2 separate regions of the Homo sapiens genome follow, and region 1 is linked to region 2. A link is a loop called in an ENCODE intact Hi-C map of the cell type or tissue named here. Cell type or tissue: CD4-positive, alpha-beta T cell. All regions are shown on one strand. Links, peaks and the distances in the headings refer to the core of each region. The heading gives the core; the rest is flanking DNA.

Region 1 (8,342 bases), core at 10-8,009, 1.1 Mb after region 2:
AAGCTGTTGTTAGCAATCAGGTTTAGGTCTTGTGTAAAAATTTAGAATTTTTCAAATCTCATTTAGCAAATAACCACAAGTAAATTGCTATCCTATGGTATATGTATATATGACTTCATTAATTCTGTAAAATACTGTTCTTAGTTGTTGCTACACCAAGATCAAATGGTGCAAAAAATAACCTTGGATTGCATAATGACATATAAACATCCTCATGTCCTCCCTTACAGGTAAGTTACTTGAAGCTTAAAGAACTGTTATTTCTTCAGCTGATTTTTATATTTCTGCCTAAGAGCCTCTTCTAGAATAATTTATTAAAGGCCTAGAAAGTTTCCCTTTTTTCTGAGGTCATCGTATTTCCAAGCAAGAAATGAAAACGAGTAGTATATTTGTTGGGTTGTTCTCCATGATACTAAAATAGAGAATGTTAATTTTAAAACTGTGTTGTAAATATTATGTCATTTTCCTCTTCTTATTAATATAATGCCATAGAATCTTGGTGGTTACTTAGAGAATCAAAGTCACTCTAAGAACTGAGGAAAGCTTTTTGTATCATGCTTTTTTAAACAGCTGAGTTATGGACAGAATCTAATCTTTTCTAATCCGTTATACCTTTTGAAATGTACAAATCTGTCATTTTAGGAGATTTTTTTGAGGATTTTCCTTTATGGATATCAACCATAATATGTACTATATACCTTATTTTAGTTATTACTCTGTGTACATATTTCACTCTTTCATTATTCAAAAGCACTGTTGATAAAGTGGTGATTTGTGCTGTTCTCTGTTTTTAAAGGGAAAACTTACAAAGGTTGCTTGAAGACAGAAGCTTTAAGGAAGAGATAGTGCATTTTAGCATTTCAGAAGATAATGCTGTAGTGAAAACAGCCCACCGAGCAGATCTATTTCCTATTCTGATGAGGTATTTATGCTGTTCAAACACTGATTTTTAAAAAGTTAATAACAAACACAATTGTGAGTACAGTATTATGGTTCTTTCAACAACTGTAATAGAATATTTCATTTTCTATTTTCTTTTGATTGCATTTTCTTTGGAGATGGGGTCTTGCTCTGTCACCCAGGCTGGAGTGCAGTGGCATGATCACAGCTCATTGCAGCCTAGACCTCCCAGGCTCAAGTGATGCTCCCACCTTGGCCTCCCAACGTGCTAAGATTACAAATGTGAGCCATCACCGCCAGCTGCTTTTTTTTTGAATTGTACCTTTGGGAGAAGCCAAATTGGTATAGAGACTAAATTTTGTTCCTAACATAAAGAAAGATCTTTATTTATTTTTTTTTTAGAGGGAGTCTCGCTCTGTCACCCAGGCTGGAGTGCAGTGGTGTGATCTCAGCTCACTGCAACCTCCGCCCTCCCAGGTTCAAGCTATTCTTGTGCCTCAGCCTCCTGAGTAGCTGGGATCACAAGCGTGCGCCACCATGCCTGGCTAATTTTTGTATTTTTAGTAGAGAAAGAGTTTCACCATGTTGGCCAGGCTGGTCTTGAACTCCTGACCTCAGGCGATCCACCCGCCTCTGCCTCCCAAAGTGCTGGGATTACAGGCGTGAGCCACTGCGCCTGGGCCCTAATATAAAGAAGATCTTACCATAGTATTATTGTGACAATAATATAATTAAATTTAATATTTTCCTAAATTTTACTGTTGAGATACAGTAGAAATATTTCACTCTGTTTTCCAAATATCATGTGATATTTAATGATGTTATTATTCCTTTAATTATAAATGGTAGAGCAAAAAGATGATCCATAAATAATACAAAGTTTATATATGCTGGGTATAAAGAAAAATGAAGCTTAAATCTTTCATCTCACCAGCTCTGGAATGATGAGAATTGGAAAGATCATGGGATTGGGATTTAACAGGTTTGCTTTTGGTCCAGCCCCCTACTGTGTAGTTCTATCAGATAGAGAAAGTCTTTTAGATCCACTGGGCTTCTGTTTCCTTAATAGGAGCTGGTTCAGATATGCTCAGGGACTCTGCTAGCACTTATCTAATGGCTCTGTTTAGTTCCATTTGTAGCCAGCATTAAGATTCCATTTATAGCAAGCTTTAAGAACTTTACTATAATAGACATAAAAATATTTGAGGGAGTGAATAAGTGAATATACAAAATTACAGTTATTGGTGGATTACAGAAACAATAAAAATAGAAAGCAGAAATCATCTTATATCCAAACACTCAAAAATAACTATCAACTTTATAATCTCAAAAACAATAGTAAATAGGAAACATCCGCAATACTTGTATATTTTAAATTTCTAAGAGTAAAAAGCAGATGGTTGTATGAAGTCCAGAGTAGTTGAATACAAGCTACCAAAAAACATCTAAATAATACACCCATACAAGTTTTTGAAAGAAAATTGAGATGATATTTTATAAAACGTTTTATAACCTTTTTTCACTTAATATTTTACAAGAATTTTCTTAGATCATGAAATGTTTCAAAATGTGATTCTTCATCATATAGACAAGCTGTCATTTACTTGTGTTGAGCATTTTGCCTGTCTGTAGTTTTTGTTGTTTATTTTGGTTTTTTTGCAAAATAGAAAATCTTACATTGAATACCTATAAATCTTATTCGATTGATGGATTAGAATAGATTCTTGATAGGAAAATTGATGAAAATTTTAAAACTTTTTGGTGTATATTACCAAATTGTTGTTCAGAACTACTTCTTTCCAACCATAAGTTTGAACCACTTTATATTCCTACCAGCAGTAGGATGCCTGTTTCACACCATTCCAACACTAGGGTGTTTGTTGTTATTATTTTTTGATTGTTTTAATTCTTGCTAATTTGTCAGTGATAAATGATATCATGTTGTATGACTTCACATATTTTAGGTTTACTAGTGAAGATGAATTGTTTTAAAAGATTATGGGTCATTTGTGTTTATTTTCTCATGAAATTTTTTTTTAATGTCTGACAACTTGTATTTTCTAAAACCAGGTAAATAATATTCCTCTCTGTTTTCTTCTCATTCTGTTTGTTTTAATTTGATTATTTTATTCATCTGGAATTTATTTTGATGTATGAAATGAAGTAAGGATTAAACCTAATTTCTTTCCAAATAGTGTTACCCAATTGTCGCAATACCATTTCACTTAAAAAATCCAGACTTTCAGCTGGACGCCCCCTGGTGGCTTACGCATGTAATCCCAGCTCTTTGGGAGGCGGAGGTGGATGGATCCCGAGGTCAGGAGTTGGAGACCAGCCTGACCAACATGGTGAAACCCCAACTCTACTAAAAATACCAAAATAAGCTGGGCGTGGTGGCACGTGCCTGTAATCCCAGCGATTTGGGAGGCTGAGGCAGGAGAATCACTTGAACCCGGGAGGTGGAGGTTGCAGTGAGCTGAGATCGCGCCACTGTACTCCAGCCTGGATGACAGAGCGAGACTCTGTCTCAAAAAAATAAAAAAATAAATAAATAAATAATAATAATTTTTTTAAAAAAGTCTAAACTTTCTCTACTGATTTGAGAGCCACATTTATTTATTTATTTATTTATTTATTTATTTATTTCAGAGACGAGGTCTCTCTCTGTCACCCAGGCTGGAAGGCAGTGGTGCCAGCACAGCTCACTGCAGCCTCGATCTCTTGGGCTCGAGCGATCCTCCCGCCTCAGCTCCCCATGTACCTGGGACTACAGGCACGTGCCAAAACGCCCAGTTAATTTTTGTATTTTTTTGTAGAGACGGAGTTTCACCAGCTGAAAATTTTTGTATTTTTTTGTAGAGATGTTGTCCCGGCTGGTCTCAAAACTCCTGAGCTCAGGCTGTCCCCCCACCTTGGCTTCCCAAAGTGCTATGATTACACACATGAGCCACCACGTCCAGCCAGAGTGCCACTTTTAATATGCACTAAATATCCATGTATAATTGACTCTTCAGTTGGCTTTTGCTGGTTTTACATTAATCTGCCTTGTTCCAATTCTGCACTGGTTTGTTTATAATAACAATCACAAATCTCATTAGTCCTTTCTTTCCAAAATATTTTGGTTTTTTCTAGAATCTAGATGAACATTTACTTTGATTTTCCCAAAGTAATTTCCCCTTTTGATTTGAGGAGAAGTTGCATCAGTATTTATATTCATTTATTCAAATCATTCCTTTTTTGTAGTCTTTCAATAAAGTGTTTTCATTTTATAACTACGTTTTGTTCTTGTAGAGGGAATTTTCCATTTTATATTTTTTAGCTTATTTTTGCTACATAACTAATTATATATAAAAGCTATTGATTTTTGTGTTATTTAGCCATCCACATGACAAAACTTTTATTAGCGTTAGTAGTTGTCATTGGGTTTTCTTGTATTTTCTCTATTAAAAAAATCACAAATGGTAATAGCAGTCACAGATTATGTTAGTCCCCTGTTTACAAACCTTTTGACATCTCATTTTACTCAGAATATAATAGAAAGTCCTTACTGCTACCTACAGGGCTTGATATGGTGGCTTCAAATGATATCTATAACCATATTTCTTCCTGTTTACCACCTCTCTCAGAACCCACTTTAAATTCTTTGCACTTGCTCATCCCTCTGCATAGAAGACATGCCAGCTGACATCTCATTCATTTGGTCTCATCTCAAATGTGTCCTTATCAGCGATGCCTTCTTCAAGTAGTTTGAGCCTCTGCTGCTGGCCAAAAGTTTTTTATGCTACTACTACTAAGACATTATCTTTTTCACTGTGTTGACATTTGTACTGACAAGGCAAAAACAATGGTGGGTAAAACTCCTAGTACCCTAGCACATGAATCAAGACGGTGGCACCAAATTCTACTAGTCATTCTTCATTGCCACATACTTGGAGTTATTTAACAAACAAACACACTTGATGAGTCTTGACCCTGAGTACATGTATGATAAAGTGGGAAGAATGCATAAAATACTTTTGCTGTGCATGGGCTGTCTCAATGAATGGCACCCGTGTGAGTATTTGATGTACAAGCTGAACTAGCTACTTTTCTTATTTGTAAGACATATACGCTAGGATTCTTTTCACAGGCATTTTCTTGAACATGAACGCAGTGAGCCTGCCACTTCAAGGAAAACAACTGTCAGCATTTATTTCCAATAACTAAATTCTAGCATTCAAGTGGAAATTAGGATTGGAGAAAACTTTTATCTGGTACTATGAACCTGACATCTTCCCAATGCTTAAAGACTTTTCTGATGAGATGATTAATGATATTAACAAATGTTAATAAACAAATTTCTTTTTTTGGTTTGCAGTGAAATGTGTCAACATTTGACATTTCTGCATAACTTAGTAAACGAATATTTTCCAAGTAACTGATGCATGTAATAGTATCATGTATGGGTAAAAGATTCATTCAAAGTGCAAGATAGATGGATTTTAGTGTAACAGAGTTCATCAAGTTTGTTGAACATATATTAAAATGATTATATTAACTTTTACCAGGAACGATTAATCTGTATTAATCTAGTAGATTTTACTAATGACTCTTTCTTGCATTTCCTGGGGCAATCCTTATTTGATTTCAGTGCAGCACTGGATACTATAGTTACAAATGTTGTATTTTATGTTTGTAAGCAAGATTGGCATGTAGTTTTATTTTCATTAACCCTTCTCAATATCACAATTATGCCACATTAATAAATGAGAAAAGACTGTTTCCCTCTTTCTCTCTGCTATGAAACTTCATAGCATAGAAATTATTTTTTTTCCTTGAAAGTTTAAAAAGCCCACTTGTAAACTGTATTAGCTTTGTGTTTTCCAATAAGTATCGGTCTCTGTGGGTTTTCTTCTCAAGTTCCTTTTATTTATTTATATTTATGTGTTTTCCTGAAAATTAGCTTTTTCATTGAACTGTTTCCAGCTTCCTTATTTTACTTACAATTGTATTCTCTTATTTCCTTTTAATCTATATATTCTCATTTTCATTTTTTCTTCATTAGACTTACCTTTGATTTGCCTACTTTTTCTCCCATAACAAACCACCTTCTGGCCTTTGTCCTTCCTGCTTCCCTTAGCTTTGTTTTTTGTTGTGTTTTGTTTGAATTTTTGAATTTTTTTATAGAGACGTGGTCTCACTAAGTTGCCCAGGCTGGCTTTAAACTCCTGAGCTCAAGTGATCCTCTGGCCTCAGCCCCTCAGGTAGCTGGGACTACAGGCACGTAGCACTGCACCCAGCTCTCTTAGCCTTATTTTGTTGTTGACTTTTTTCATTGTCTGTGTTAAATATCTAATTTCTATTTTCATGTTTCTGTGTTTTATAATATATCCATTTAAATCTATTGAGTTGCTCTTCTAGCCTTTTAGGCAAATAAAACAACTCATATTTTAGAATTAATGTGCAAACAAATAATGTGCTTTTGCCTTTTCAGAATTTTGTATGGGCGAATGAAGAATAAGACTGGGAGTAAAACTCAGGGGAAATCTGCTTCAGGCACCCGCATGGCCATTGTCCTGCGGTTCCTGGCCGGGACCCAACCTGAGGAGATCCAGATATTCTTAGACCTGCTGTTTGAACCTGTGAGGCATTTCAAGAATGGTAACTATCAGCTACCTCTCACTCTAATACCTGTTGTCTGCGGTGGACTTCTCACATCTCAGGCTACATTTCCCATGCTCCTGGGCGTCTTTCTAACAGGGTTGTTCCTCCCAATCTTGATGGCAATCTTTTTGCTGAAGTGCAACTCATTTTAAACTTCAATTAAATTGCGTGAAACTGACTGTTGGCCCTGTGGATTATCGGCACCCTTGTGTTAGAGCCCCTGATGAGAAATGTGTATTTTTATTGCATATTTAGGCCATTTGAAAAATGGTTATTACTTACCCATATAATACAAAGAATAGGTTTCTTCTAAGAAATTCAAAGCACACTGCAAATTAATCTTAATTGTTTGGCATTTATTCATTCCCTGAGTCATTCATCTATTCGGTAATGATTTATTGAATACCTCCTGTGCCCTGGACACTCTGTTAAGTTAAAAATAGAAAAGTACAATCTCTGCCCTCAACCTGATAGTTGAGATGAAATGGATGTAATCGTGTATACATTGAGCTAGAGTGCTCTGTGGTATGTTCTTTGGTATGCAGTGTCAGTAATTATTAATAACAGTAATGACTAACATGTATTGAGTGCTTACTTTATGCCAGATGTTATGACAGACCCATTTACTTATAACTCAGTTGATCCTTCAGACAATCAACCACATGAGCTGTCATTACTTGATTATCCCCATTTTACACATGGGGAAACTTAGGCTTAGAAAGGTATTTCACCCATCGTAACTCAGATGAAAAGTGGTAGAGTTGGGATTCAAACTCAGACCTTTCTGGTTATGAAACCTCTGTTCCAGTCCCCAAATTGCTTTGCTTGAGGTCAAACATAGAGAATTATTTATAGGGTATTCTGTTGCATTTGTTTTTGTATTTTTTCTATGATAATAGGTCCAGCTGTTAACAGGTTTTTCATTCAGTATAATATTGCCCTGTAAAGGAGGTTGGCTCTGATGAATGCCAAAAAAAGTTTCTGTTCAATGTATAACTCCCACTGTAGGAGGTAGGTATAGATGATACTCTTATGGATGGCCCGTTTGGGTGTATGAATCCATAAGCTCATGACCTCACATCAGATGGTTTGAAATAAAGGTCAAGCAATAACAATTCATATCTTTTCAGTAAATTTTGAAATTAATATGGCAGCAGCTGTTTATAAGGGACTCTGATTTTATTTACTAACTAGGATTTACAAGAGAAATAAAACTTGATTCTCAGCCTTCAAGGAACTTGTAATACAGAAAGTTACTTCTAGTAAAACTGCCAAACTCAGTAGAGCTGAATGAAATGGAAAGTAAGAAAAGTGTATAGAAAGTTACCAGATGGAGGACCAGGCATAGTGGCTCAGGCCAGTAATCCCAACACTTTGGGAGGCTGAGGTGGGTGGATCACCTGAGGTCAGTAGTTCGAGACCAGCCTGGCCAACATGGTGAAACTCCAACTCTACTAAAAATACAAAAACCAGCCAGGTGTGGTGGTGGGCACCTATAATCCCAGCTACTTGGGAAGCTGAGGCAGGAGAACCGCGTGGACCCGGGAGGCAGAGATTGCAGTGAGCCGAGATCGCCCCAGTGCACTCCAGCCTGGGCGACAGAGTGAGACTCTGTCTCAAAAAAAAAAAAAAAAAATTACCAGATGGAATAAGAAACTATTCATAACTCAGGTTTTGAGGGATAGTGTAAAGAAATTGGATGAGAATTAGGTTTAGAGACTTAGTTCTGTCGCAGATTTCTTACCCTCTTATTCCTTAGTTTCTTCTTCTCTAAAGTGGGGGTAGTTAAACCTGTCTTA
Region 2 (8,342 bases), core at 26-8,025:
TGTGTGTGTGTGTGTGTGTGTGTGTGTGTGTCAGGGTCACATTCTGTCATCCAGGCTAGAGTGCAGTGGCTCAATCACTCCTCACAGCAAGTGATCTTCCCACCTTAGCCTTCTGGGTAGATGGGACTACAGGTGTCCACCACCACGCCTGGCAAATTTTTTGTAGAGATGGGGTTTTGCCATGTTGCCCAGGCTGGTCTCCAACTCCTGGGCTCGAGCAATCTGCCTGCCTCAGACTCCCAAAGTGCTGGTATTACAGGTGTGAGCCACCATGTCTGGCCCCTAGTGACAATCTTACAATAAAACACACAACAAATAAAACAAAGGAATAACTTTATCAAAATATCTTTGTCAATTTTAATGTTTTATTAACTTTTTGTTGCTAATTTAATGGTTAGTATTTAGCATCCTTGAGCCATCTTTAAAGCACCTAGTTTTACTCTGAACTTGCACTTTAAGAATTAGGAAAATGGTGAAACCCTATTGCTACTAAAAATACAAAATTTAGGCAGGTGTGGTGGGTCACGCTTGTAGTACCAGCTACTCAGGAGGCTGAGGCGGGAGAGTCGCTTGAACCTGAGAGGCAGAGGTTGCAGTGAGCTGAGATCACACAACTGCACTCCAGCATGGGTGTCAGAGAGAGATCCTGCCTCAGAAAAAAAAAAAGAATTATTAGGAAAATGTCTCATATATTCATTTTTAACTTTCGAAGTATCATATTCTTTCTGACAAAAGGTTAAGTGGTTTCATATTTTTAGCCTAAAGGAAAATGCTAATAGAAACTTGAGTCAGTGAACAGTTGTGTAATTAGAAGTCTTTGCCAGGTGCAGTTGCTCACGCCTGTAATCCCAGCACTCTGGGAGGCCAAGGCAGGCAGATCACCTGAGGTCAGGAGTTTGAGACCAGCCTGGCCAACATGGTGAAACCCTGTCTCTACTAAAAAACAATGCAAAAATTAGCCAGGTATGGTGGCACGCAACTGTAATCCCAGCTACTAGGGAGGCTGAGACTAGAGAATAGCTTGAACCCAGGATGTGGAGGTTGCAGTGAGCCACGTTCGCGCCACTGCACTCCAGCCTGGGCGACAGAGCAAGACTCCGTCTCAAAAAAAAAAAAAAATCTTTGTATATGGGTTAATTAACATAATTTATATACCTCACAACTCCAATGTGACGGTTAAATTTCAGAGTTTCAAGCTCCATCTCAGTAAATTAATTTATTAGGTATGGAAAGGCGTCATTGTGTAACAAGCACTCCAGGTGATTCTGGTGCAGGTAGACCTTGGGCCACTTTGAGAAACACTGGCCTAAGGCTGGGCACGGTGGCTCACGCCTGTAATCCCAGCACTTTGGGAGGCCAAGGTGGGCGGATCACCTGAGGTCGGGAGTTTGAGACCAGCCTGACCAACTTGGAGAAACCCCATCTCTACTAAAAATACAAAATTAGCCAGGCGTGGTGGCGCATGCCTGTAATCCCAGCTACTTGGGAGTCTGAGGCAGAACAATCGCTTGAACCTGGGAGGCAGGAGGTTGTGGTGAGCCGAGATCGCGCCATTGCACTCCAGCCTGGGCAACAAGAGGGAAACTCCATCTCAAAAACAAAACAAAACAAAACAAAACAAACACAAAAAAAGAAACAGGCCTGGCGGGTGAGAGGATAGCACTTATTAAAATAGTGTAACCTGTGACAGGCAATGTATGTACATATCATTTAATCCTAACTGCAACAATTGTATACTAGCTCCATTTTGCAAATGAGAAAACCTAGGTTCAAAACAACGAGTAAACTGTTCAAGGTCACATTAGGTAGTGGACTTGCGAGTCAAACACAGGTGGGTCTAATTTTGAAGTTTATGCTTTACCACACCTTCAATTTAGATGTTCACAAGTATCTCACCCTAAACATATCAAAGTTAAATTTACTCTCAACTCCTCATCTTTCTAACCCAAGCTGCCACTCCTATATACATACATATATATAATTTTCATGTATGCATATGCATACAGCCCCCTGAAAGATGGAAATATGTATAAAATGTTCTCGGCAACCCAGTCCCTTTAAACATTCTCGTCCCTCTTCCAGAGATGCTGTTACAAATTCTAACTCCCATTCAGATTTCACGACCAACTTTAAATACTGCTTCTCTTTCAGATGCCATAATAAAATAGTTGTATAGAGTTCTGTCTTCATACCTCTATACATTACTACGTTGTTAATGTCATGTTTATGTTCTTTGTATTAGAGTTACTTTTCCAAGGGTGGGACTATGACATCCACTTTATGTCTCCTACATCATACCTGGCATAGCTGAAAAGCTGAATGATTATACTCATGAATGAATTATTAGGTAGCATCATTGGTTATAGGGTTGCTAAGCATCAGAGATGAGGCTTCAGCCCCAACTTTTTTGGTTTTTGTGTTCCAAAAATCTTTTTAGCATGCAAGGAATCAGCAAATAGAAGCACTTGCAATCTACTTGTAGAGTGTACCGGAAGGAAAGATTTCCAGGAAAAAGATCTCAATAACAGATTTCAGTCTTGAATTCTTTATGTATAAAAGTTATATAAGAAGAAAAACGTTTTGTCTCAAAAAAAAATTTTTTTTGGAGTTAGAAAATCTTTTATGAGCTTGGGCTACATGGCGAAACCCTGTCTCTTAAAAAAAAGCTAGCTGGGCTTGGTGGCATGTGCCTGTAGTCCCAGCTACTCAGGAGGCTGAGGTGGGAGAATCACTTGAACCCAGGAGGTTGAGGCTGTGGTGAGCCATGATTACACCACTGCACTTCAGCCTGAGTGACAGAGTTAGACCCTGTCTCCAGAAACAAACAAACAAAAAACCAAACTTTTATTTATGTGGATAGTACCTGTCAACAAAAAAAATTGTTCAATGATACTTGTTAAAAGATGATTTTATTCAGGACCATCAAAATAGGTACAGGGACCACTGCTATGGGATTTTGCAGTCAGAGAGAGATACTAGCCTCAAATCTGGGTACGGCATGGCCAAGTGGTGGGAATTTATAGCCAAGAAGCAGGTCAGGGGTCAATGAATGGAAAATTACTCAGAGAAAAACCTCAAGGGTAAGGGAGATTCTGGCTGAACTGACCTAACAGGATTCTCGCTGAAGACTGGCCAGGATGATGACACATAACCTTTGGGGAATGATGAAGGATGAGGAACCTGATTGGATATTGAGTATGATCAGATATTGACGGTGGGGGCTTCTTGCTAAACTGACACAGCAGGGTTCTTTGCTAAAATGGGATTTTACAAGGAAGAGCACAGATGGGACTAGAAGAAGATTCAGGAGCCTGACTAAAGTTTGGTCAAGCAAACAATCTTTGTCATCTCGTAGAGACCGAATAATCTAAGAAGTTTAAACAGTCTCAAGTGTTATGAATCAGACCGTTAATGGTCATGGAAATTTACTGAATATTCTATCAGGAGCAAAGCTTTCCAGTAATTGAAGCTGGATTTATTTATACAGAGAAAAAAATGCTTTACACGTAAGTCCCTCCAAACTGTTTAGCCTAACATTGAATGATGATACCCTTGGGAACTTAATTCTTTTTAAGCCTAATAACTGTGCTTTATGAAGCTGTCACTAGGTGGCATGGCAATGCTTGGTTAGAAATTTCCCTTTGGAAATTAATGCCTCAGAACCTTCAAAAACTATTCAGTAGAAGTCAGTTTCTTTGTAAACAAGTTTCATTGTTTACAAACGTTTCACTGTTTACAAGTTTCATTGAGTAGTAGTATGGATGTATGTGTGTGTATATATATATATGTATATACACATACATATACATATATATGTACACGTTGATAAAAATAAGCTCCATTAGAGAATGTTGTAGGAAATACTCAATTTAAATGATAACAAAATAAGATATTTAAAGTATGCTTAACAACTCTGACTTCTGGTAATTCTATTTCTAAACTATATTTTATCCTAATCTAGAATACTCATCTGATAGTATTTTCCCTTTTAACCCAAACAGGTCAAATCGTAAATCCAGGTCTATGATTCCAGAGCCCATATTCTTTTTTTCTTTTAAGGTTTTTTTTTTTTTTTTATTCTCTTTTTAAAAATTCTTCATTTCCATAGGTTTTTGGGGAACAGGTGGTATTTGGTTACATGAATAAGCTTTTTAGTGGTGATTTGTGAGATTTTGGGGCACCCATCCCCCCAGCAGTATACACTGAACCCAATTTGTAGCCTTTTATCCCTTACCCCTTTCCCACCCTTTCACCCCCAAGTCCCCAAACTCCACTGTATCATTCTTTTTTTTTTTTCCCCCAAGATGGAGTCTTGCTCTGTCACCCAGGCCGGAGTGCAGTGGCATGATCCCGGCTCACTACAGCCTCCATCTCCTGTGTTCAGGCAATTGTCCTATCTCAGCCTCCCAAGTAGCTGGGATTACAGGTGCCCGCCACTGCGCCTGGCTAATTTTTGTATTTTTAGTAGAGACGGGTTTCACCATGTTGGCTAGGCTGGTCTTGAACTCCTGACCTTAGGTGATCCACCTGCCTCAGCTTCCCAGAGTGTTGGGATTACAGGCATGAGCCACCATGCCTGGCCCACTGTATCACTCTTAGGCCTTTGCATTCTCATAGCTTAGCTCCCACTTATGAAGGAGAACATACGATGTTTGGTTTCCCATTCCTCAGTTACTTCACATAGAATAATGGTCTCCAATCCCATCCAGGTTGCTGCGAATGCCCTTAATTCATTCCTTTTTATGGCTGCATAGTATTCCATTGTATGCATATACCACACTTTGTTTATCCACTTGTTGATTGATGGGCATTTGGGCTGGTTCCGTATTTTTGCAATTGTGAATTGTGGTGCTATAAACATGTGTGAGCAAGTATCTTTTTGGTATAATGACTTCTTTTCCTCTGGGTAGATACCCAGTAGTGGGATTGCTAAATCAAATGATAGTTCTACTTTTAGTTCTTTAAGGAATCTCCACACCGTTTTCCATAGTGGCTGTACTAGTTTACATTCCCACCAGTAATGTAGAAGTGTTCCTTGTTCACCACATCCATGCCAACATCTATTTTTTTTTTATTTTTCTATTATGACCATTCTGTGGGAGTAAGGTAGTATTGCATTGTGGTTTTGATTTATATTTCCCTAATTACTAGTGATGTTGAGCATTTTTTCATATGTTTGTTGGTCATTTGTATATCTTCTTTTGAGAATTTTCTATTCATGTCCTTAGCCCACTTTTTGATGGGATTGTTTTTTTCTTACTGATTTGTTTGAGTTCCTTGTAGATTCTGGATATTAGCACTTTGTCAGATGTATAAAGATTTTCTCCCACTCTATGGGTTCTCTGTTTACTGTGCAGACTGTTCCTTTTGCTGTGCAAAAGCGCTTTTGTTTAATTAAGTCCCACCTATTTATCTTTGTTTTTATTGTATTTGCTTTTGGGTTCTTGGTCATGAAATCTTTGCATAAGCCAATGTCTAGAAGAGTTTTTCCCATGTTATCTTCTAGAATTTTCAAAGTTTCAGTTCTTAGATTTAAGTCCTTGATCCATCTTGAGTTGATTTTTGTATAAGGTGAGAGATGAGGAATCCAGTTTCATTCTCCTACATGTGGCTTGCCAATTATCCTAGCACCATTTGTTGAAGAGGGTGTCCTTTCCCCACTTTCTGTTTTTGTTTGCTTTGTCGAAGATCAGTTGGCTATACGTATTTGGGTTTATTTCTGGGTTCTCTATTCTGTTCCATTGGTCTATGTGCCTATTTTTATACTAGTACCATGCTGTTTTGGTGACTATGGCCTTATAGTATAGTTTAAAATCAGGTACTGTGATGCCTCCAGATTTGTTCTTTTTGCTTAGTCTTGCTTTGGCTATGCAGGCTCTTTTTTCTTTCCATATGAATTTTAGGATTTTCTTTTTCTTTTTTTTTTTTTTTGAAACAGAGTCTCGTTCTGTTGCCAGCCAGGCTGGAGTGCAGTGGCGTGATCTCGGCTCACCGCAACCTCCACCTCCCAAGTTCAAGTGATTCTCCTGCCTCAGCCTCCCAAGTAGCTGGGACTACAGGCGTGTGCCACCACACCCAGCTAATTTTTGTATTTTTAGTAGAGATGGGTTTTCACCATGTTGGCCAGGCTGGACTCGAACTCCTGACCTCAGGTGATCCACCCACCTTGGCCTCCCAAAGTGCTGGGATTACAGGTGTGAGCCACTGCACCTAGCCTAGGATTTTTATTTTTTCTAGTTCTGTAAAGAATGATGGTAGTATTTTAATGGAAATTGCATTGAATTGTAGACTTCAGAGCCCATATTCCTGTTACCACATCACAGATTCTCCCTCACGAACCCACTATTTACAGATGGACAGATGACTGTTATCCATCGAAGAGTTGGAAGGTACCTTTGGTATTATCTGGCCCAATCTTAAAAAATTTTTTTTAATTTATTTCATTTTTTATTTCTTTGTTTCAACCTTAAACTATTAAAGGAATAGCTCGATCTTAAAAATACAAATCTGTGCATGTGTATTTTTATTTTAGAGATTTTTAAAAAACTGAGGCTCAGTGCAAAGATATTTGTCTAAGGTTATAATTTTCTGAACAGCAGACGCAACAACATGGTAATATCCTTAAAGCATTTGTCAAAGTATCCACCATTCATAGTGATGACTAGCAAATCCCTACCTGATTCACACTGAACATTAAAATGGCAACTTTCCAAATAAGGAGACTTCTATCGAAGAGGGCTTGGTGGCATGTTTCCAATATTTTCCCGGTATCTCTTCAGGTACCCTCTCAGGTCTTCCACTGGAAGTATACTAACTTCCTCCCCAACTTAAAAAAAAAAAATATGCAGATTAGGGCAGTTTTATCTTCCAGTGTCATATAATTGGGTTGCTTTTTTTTTTTTTGACAGAGTCTCGCTCCATCACCCAGGCTGGAGTGCGATGGCACCATCTCGGCAACATCTGCCTCCCGGGTTCAAGCAATTCTCCTGCCTCAGCCTCCCAAGTAGATGGCATGCACCAACACTCCCGGCTAATTTTTTGTATTTTTAGTAGAGACGGGGTTTCACCATGTTGGCCAGGCTGGTCTCGAACTCCTGATCTCAGGTCATCTGCCTGCCTTGGCCTACCAAAGTGCTGGGATTACAGGTGTGAGCCACCACACCCAGCCTTTCTTTTTTTTTAAGTAGGAAGAACTTAAAAGTCATCTAGCTTAGTGCTTTTTTTTTTTTTTTTTGCCCAGGCTGGTGTGCAGTGGCATAATCTCAGCTCACTGCAACCTCTGCTCCTGGGCTCAAGTGATCCTCCTACCTTAGCCTCCTGAGCAGCTGGGACTATAGGCACCCACCACTGTACCTGGCTAATTTTTGCATTTTTACTAGAGATGGGGTTTTGCCATGTTGTGCAGGCTGGTCTTGGAACTCGTGGGCTCAAGGCATCTACCCACTTCAGCCTCCCAAAGTGCTGGGATTATAGGCATGAGCCACCACATCCAGCCAATGCTCTTATGTTAATATAACATTGGGATATTTAATAGTTTATCCATAAGGTAAAAGCAAAATTTAGGAAATATATAAATATACATCAATAAAGACTTTTAGATTCTTGAACCCAGTGGTTCTTACTGTGCTTGCGCCACAGCCCTCGTGAAAATTTGCTGACAGCCATGGATTGTCTTCCTAGAAAGATGCCATAAGCACAGATACACAAAAAACTGCCTACAGTTTCAGAAAGTGTATTGTACTTTGGCCCTTTGAAACCTTTTCACAGACTCTTAGTTGAGAATTTTTGTTTGTTAGTTTTTTTGAGACAGAGTCTCTCCCTATTGCTGAGGCTGGAGTGCAGCGGTGTGATCTCAGCTCACTGCAACCTCCACCTCCTGGGTTCAAGCAATTCTCCTGCCTCAGCCTCTCAAGTAGCTGGGATTACAGGTGCCCACCACCACACACGCTAATTTTTGTATTTTTGGTAGAGATGGGGTTTCACCATGTTGGACAGGCTGGTCTCAAACTCCTGACCTCAGGTTATCCACCTGTCTTGGCCTCTCAAAGTGCTGGGATTACAGATGTGAGCCACCACACCTGGCCAATAATTTTTTTTTTTTTGAGACAGCGTTTCACTCTATTGCCCAGGCTGGAGTGCAGTGGTACACTCATGGCTCATTGAAACCTTGAACTCCTTGGCTCACGTGATCCTCCCACTTCAGTCTCCTGAGTAGTCAGAACTACAGGGTACACCACACTCTGCCCAGCAATTAAAATTTTTATTTTTATTTTTGTAGAGACAGGGTCAAACTATATTGCCCAGGCTGGCCTTGAACTCCCAGTCTCAAGCAATTCTCCTGC

The links. A loop is a pair of places that touch in the nucleus more often than their neighbours do. Peaks named below come from ENCODE experiments on the same cell type or tissue, not always from the same donor. Only the 100,000 strongest peaks of a DNase experiment are listed, where the experiment ranks them.
Region 1: it touches region 2 in a loop (14-fold over the local background); 3 of 110 quality-filtered maps call a loop at or near these places.

The regions. Positions count from the first base shown.
Region 1 is chr12:101,320,708-101,329,049 of GRCh38, forward strand. UTP20 (UTP20 small subunit processome component) reads left to right here. Exons shown (of 62, transcript NM_014503.3): 24 at 145-230; 25 at 797-922; 26 at 6,374-6,540. Among named protein-coding and RNA genes, the nearest start is that of UTP20, 45 kb to the left of the region's middle. In CD4-positive, alpha-beta T cell, for the core only: a CTCF peak has its summit at 3,137 (motif pointing left); a DNase peak (open chromatin) is centred at 3,174.
Region 2 is chr12:100,231,292-100,239,633 of GRCh38, forward strand. It overlaps a transcript of DEPDC4 not described here. Among named protein-coding and RNA genes, the nearest start is that of DEPDC4, 32 kb to the right of the region's middle. In CD4-positive, alpha-beta T cell, for the core only: CTCF peaks have their summits at 3,608 (motif pointing right) and 3,808; a DNase peak (open chromatin) is centred at 3,620.